2 separate regions of the Homo sapiens genome follow, and region 2 is linked to region 1. The links are chromatin loops, found by intact Hi-C in ENCODE. Cell type or tissue: tibial artery. All regions are shown on one strand. Region 1 overlaps EPHA6 (EPH receptor A6). Region 2 overlaps EPHA6 (EPH receptor A6).

Evidence for each region. A loop is a pair of places that touch in the nucleus more often than their neighbours do. Peaks named below come from ENCODE experiments on the same cell type or tissue, not always from the same donor. Only the 100,000 strongest peaks of a DNase experiment are listed, where the experiment ranks them.
Region 2: a loop joins it to region 1, with 8 times the contacts of the local background. A loop is called at or near these places in 36 of 110 quality-filtered maps.

What each region holds. Positions count from the first base shown.
Region 1 is chr3:97,707,834-97,710,333 of GRCh38, reverse strand. All of the region lies in intron 14 of EPHA6 (EPH receptor A6), which reads right to left. Among named protein-coding and RNA genes, the nearest start is that of ARL6, 56 kb to the left of the region's middle. In tibial artery, no CTCF peak of the experiment used is centred here; a DNase peak (open chromatin) is centred at 1,549.
Region 2 is chr3:96,851,247-96,853,746 of GRCh38, reverse strand. All of the region lies in intron 1 of EPHA6 (EPH receptor A6), which reads right to left. Among named protein-coding and RNA genes, the nearest start is that of EPHA6, 38 kb to the right of the region's middle. In tibial artery, no CTCF peak of the experiment used is centred here; no DNase peak of the experiment used is centred here.

The sequences.
Region 1 (2,500 bases):
TGTCAGAAAGGCTAGCTCTGACTATCATCTGAGGAGGAGAGAAAAGATGAAGAATGACATCTTTAGAGGCAGTCTGTTTGGGGTCAGCTACTCAGTCAGAAGTACACTCAATAGGAAAGAGGGCACAGTCATCTGAAAGACTGAAGAACATCACTCTAGGGAAAGGATGGGGCTGAAGGGCTCACCCCCAAAGGTGGAGAAGAACTTGGAAAAATGTCTGGAAGTACCTAGAGCTGGAAATACCAAAATATGTTTAATACAAATAAATCTATTTTAAAGGTAGACTTTCGCTGAAAGAATTATTAAAATGCTCATATTTTCTGTATTAGTCTGTTTTCACATTGCTATAAAGAACTACTTCAGACTGGGTAATTTATAAACAAAAGGGGTTGAATTGACTCACAGTTCCACATGGCTGGAAAGGCCTCAGGAAACTTAACAATTATAGCGGTAGGTGAGGGGGAAGCAAGGCATGTCTTACATGGTGGCAGAAGAGAGTAAGAGTGAGGGAGCATCTGCCAAATACTTTTAAACCATCATATTTCATGAGAACTCACTATCACAAGAAGTGAAGCATGGGGGGAGACTGCCCCCAAGATCCAATCACCTCCCACCAAATCCCTCCCTTGACATGTGGGGATTACAATTTGAGATGAAATTCATATGTGGACACAGAGCCAAACCATATCAATCCACCCTGGCCCCTCCCAAATCTCATGTCCTTTTCACATTTCAAAAGCAACCATGCCTTCCCAATAGTCACTCGAAGTTGTAACTCATTCCAGCATTAACTGAAAAGTCCAAATCCAAAGTCTCATCTGGGACAGCAAGTCCCTTCCACCTATGAACCTATAAAATCAAAAACAAGCTAGTTACTTCCAAGATACAATGGAGGTACAGGCATTGAGTAAATCTTCCAGTTCTGAATGGGAGAAATTAGCCAAAACAAAGGGGCCACAGGCCCCATGCAAGTCTGAAACCCAACAGGGCAGTCATTAAATTTAAAGTTCCAAAATAATCTCCTTTGACTCCATGTCTCACATCCAGGCCACACTGATGCAAGAAGTGGGCTCCCAAGGCCTTTGGCAGCTCTGCCCCTGTGACTCTGCAGGGTACAGCCCCATTGGCTGCTTTCACAGGCTGGCGTTGAGTGCCTGTGGCTTTTTTTTTTTTTTTTTGACTTGCATGGGGCCAGGTGTATGTAACACTCTGGGGTCTTGAGGATAGTGTCCCTCTTCTCACAGCTCCACCAGGCAGTGCCCCAGTAGGGACTATGGGTGGGGGCTCCAACCCCACATTTTCCCTCTACATTGCACTAGTAGAGGTTCTCCATGAAGGCTCTGCTCCTGCAACAGACTTCTGCCTGGACATCCAGGCATTTCCATACGTCCTCTGAAATCTAGGTAGATGCCCCCAAAGCTCAATTCTTGTCTTCTGCACACCTGCAGGCCCAATATCACATGGAAGCCACCAAGGCCTGACGCTTGCACCCTCTGAAGCAATGGCCCGAGCTGTACCTTGGCCTCTTTTAGCCATGACTGGAGCTGGCACAGCTGGGACACTGGGCACCAAGTCCTCAGGCTGTACAGAGCAGTGGGGCCCTGGGCCCAGCCAATGAAACCACTTTTCACTCCTAGGCCTCCAGGCCTGTGTTGGGAAGAACTGCCATGAAGATCTCTGAAATGCCCTGGAGACATTTTCCCCATTGTCTTGGCGATTAACATTTGACCTCTCTTTACTTAAGCACATTTCTGCAGCTGGTAGCTTGAATTTCTTCCCCCAAAATGGGATTTTCTTTTCTACCAAAAGGTCAGGCTTCAAATTTTCCAAACTTTTACACTCTGCTTCCCTTTTAAACATAAGTTCCAATTTCAGACCATCTCTTTGTGTACACATATAACTGTATTTGTTCAGAAAAAGCCAGGTCACATCTTTAATTCTCTGCTGCTTAGAAATTTCTTCTGCCAGGTACCCTAAATCATCTCTCTCAAGTTCAAAGTTTCACAGATCTCTAGGGTAGGGGCAAAATGTCAGTGGTCTCTTTGCTAAAACATAGCAAGTGACTTCAGTTCCCAATAAGTTCCTCATCTCCATCTGAGACCACCTAAGCTTGGATATCATTGTCCATATCACTATCAGCATTTTGGTCAAAACCATTCAACAAGTCTTGAGGAAGTTCCAAACTTTCCCACATCTTTCTGTCTCCTTCTGAGCCCTCCAAAATGTTCCAACCTCTGCCCATTATTCAGTTCCAAAGTTGCTTTCACATTTTTAGGTATCTTTATAGCAGTACCCCACTCTTGGCACCAATTTTCTGTATTAGTCCATTTTCATTCTGCTATAAAGAACTACCTCAGACTGGGTAAAAACAAAAGAGGTTTAATTGACTTACAGTTCTACATGGCTGAGGAGGCCTCAGGCAACTTACAATCATGGCAGAAGGAGAAGAGAAAGCAAGGCACATCTTACATGGTGGCAGGAGAGAGAGAGAGGAACTGCC
Region 2 (2,500 bases), 860 kb after region 1:
AGGAAAAAGAGCAGGAAAAAAAAATGATTAAAAGGAAATTATAATGATTCAGGAGTTTAAACAACTAAAGCAAAATAAATTTTATTAATTTTAGAATTTAATGTATTCATATTAGTTTTCTTTATATATATGTATATATACCTACATATAACTAATCTGAAAGAATCCACTCAAGACTATTTCAATTATTTTTTAAAAACCTATGAAAAAGAAGCACTATCTATTCAGAATAAAACAAATCAGATGGTGCTCTCCACACAGAAACAGTCAATGCATTATGGCCACTGAGTTTGGAGAATGAGGGGAAAAAAAAACATCAAATGGCATTTAAAAGCATTTAAAAAGAGCTATAGTTGTGGCTATAACATCTTTGAAGTTAAATATAGGGATCCCACTGATTAGACACTTCCATCTTGAAGTGGCTAGAACGATACCTTCTACAGACCTCCTATTTGGTTGGGTTTTCATATAAATTCAATATTTCTGTAAAGTTTCTGTTCTATTAGATACTAGATCTATTGAAACCTCAGAAAATAAAACAAAATATTGAAAAACCTTTACACCTATTATTGCTCTCAAGCTGTAATTATACATTTTGATAATATGCCTTTATGCCTTAGAGGAGCAAACTGTGAATATATGGAGGTATGGAAGCCTCTATAGGCCAAGACTGCACATTACTGCTGGCTGAAGAGTCCTCTCTTTTCTGAATGCGGAAGTCAAAATGACATGAACAAGACATAGGTTACTCTGACCACGGGGTAAGTAGCAATTATCTGGTATATCCTCTGATATAAGGACAGTTATATCCTAGTCACCTTATTTACAAAGAAATGGATGATATTATCTTTAAAAAGTTTGGGACCTCAAAGAAAATGTATAAAGCAACTATAAGAATATCTTATTAGCTGAATACTTCTGTCCAAGGTCCCAATCCCAGGTGAGGAAGCTATTTATGTGAGAAACACCAACAGATGCAGTTATTATCTGCATCTGCATCTCCTCATCACCTTTGTCAATCATCTGTTAAGTACTCTACACCCAATAACTGCAGGGGACACTCAAATAAATATGGAGTGGAGGGCAACAGGTTGAAGGGGAGCAAGCCATTTTTACACCAGGAAGTTTTTTTTTTTTTTTTTTTGGATAAGATACTTCAAAAACTTAGTAAGATACTGTACTATGTACAATTCTGAAAACCAAGGTAACTGAGAACACCTAGCAAACGGATCTAAACTTATAAAGGAACTTATGGAGACAATTTTGACCTTATCCTGTCCAGAAGATTAAACTTCACTTTTTTTATTATTATTTTCTGGGACAGAGTCTCGCTTTTGTCACCCAGGCTGGAGTGCAATGGTGCCATCTCAGCTCACTGCAACCCCTGCCTTCTGGGCTCAAGTTATTCTCATGCCTCAGCCTCTGGGGTTTTACCATGTTGGCCAGGCCAGTCTTGAACTCCTGGCCTTAAGTGATCCGCCCAGGTCAGCCTCCCAAAGTGCTGGGAATATAGACATGAGCCACTGCACCTGGCCCAAACACCCTCTTGATGTAGCACTGGACTCACCTTAAGAAAAAGAGGCATTTCCATTCTTTTCTTAGAAATTTAAAACTCCAGTTGCTCCAGATCAACTCCAAAATATCACACATTGTACTGAAATGGTCCTACCATATCACCATTAATAATGATGAAACTGAGCTAAAACATCTGGTCAATTCAAAAAAACAAAACACAATTTGCAAATATGTACTGTATTTATTCATTAAGACTTTCCCTACATTTCTCTTAAAGACGATATTTCTCCAGTATTACCTAAAATCAACAACTACTCTGAGCAACTCTCAAGGGACCAACATGACGCTTCTGCGTCCCTGCAAGATCTTGGTTTTCATCCTGCAAGCGTTTTTTTTTCTCACCATTCCATCCCTCAAGCGCAGCACTCCAGGCCGTACTAAATTTATTTCAAGTTATGAAAAACATCAAATTCTTTGGGCCTTTCCATAAGCTAGTATCTTCTCATCTCAGTGACTACCTACTCACCCTTGGGCTCAGCTTAAATGACAGTGCCTGTTAGAAGCATCTTCTGATATCTTTCACCAGGTGGGGAAGTGGCAAGTTTAACGGGTCTCCTTAAACTAATGCACATTCCACAATCAAAAGGCATGACTTTATTGTAACTATTGATTTATCTCCCAGGAAAGACTGTTTCATATGTTTAGGGACCTTAGTCACCTGGTTCACCAATTTTTCTAGAACCTAGCACAGTATCCTATCAGAAAGCTATTCTAAGAGTCCAGATGAGAAATGATGGTAGCCTTGGCGTAAAAAATTATACTAACTGATCAAGGCCACAGTAAATTCTCATCCTCTAAATATATTTAACCTGTTTAAGTCCAGTTTTGCTTCTAATTGGAAACTTTGCATACATTTGTTTATATTCCCTTTACATTTCTTTATTATTGGAGTTTATAGTCACTCAGATCCATACTGTTACTTTCT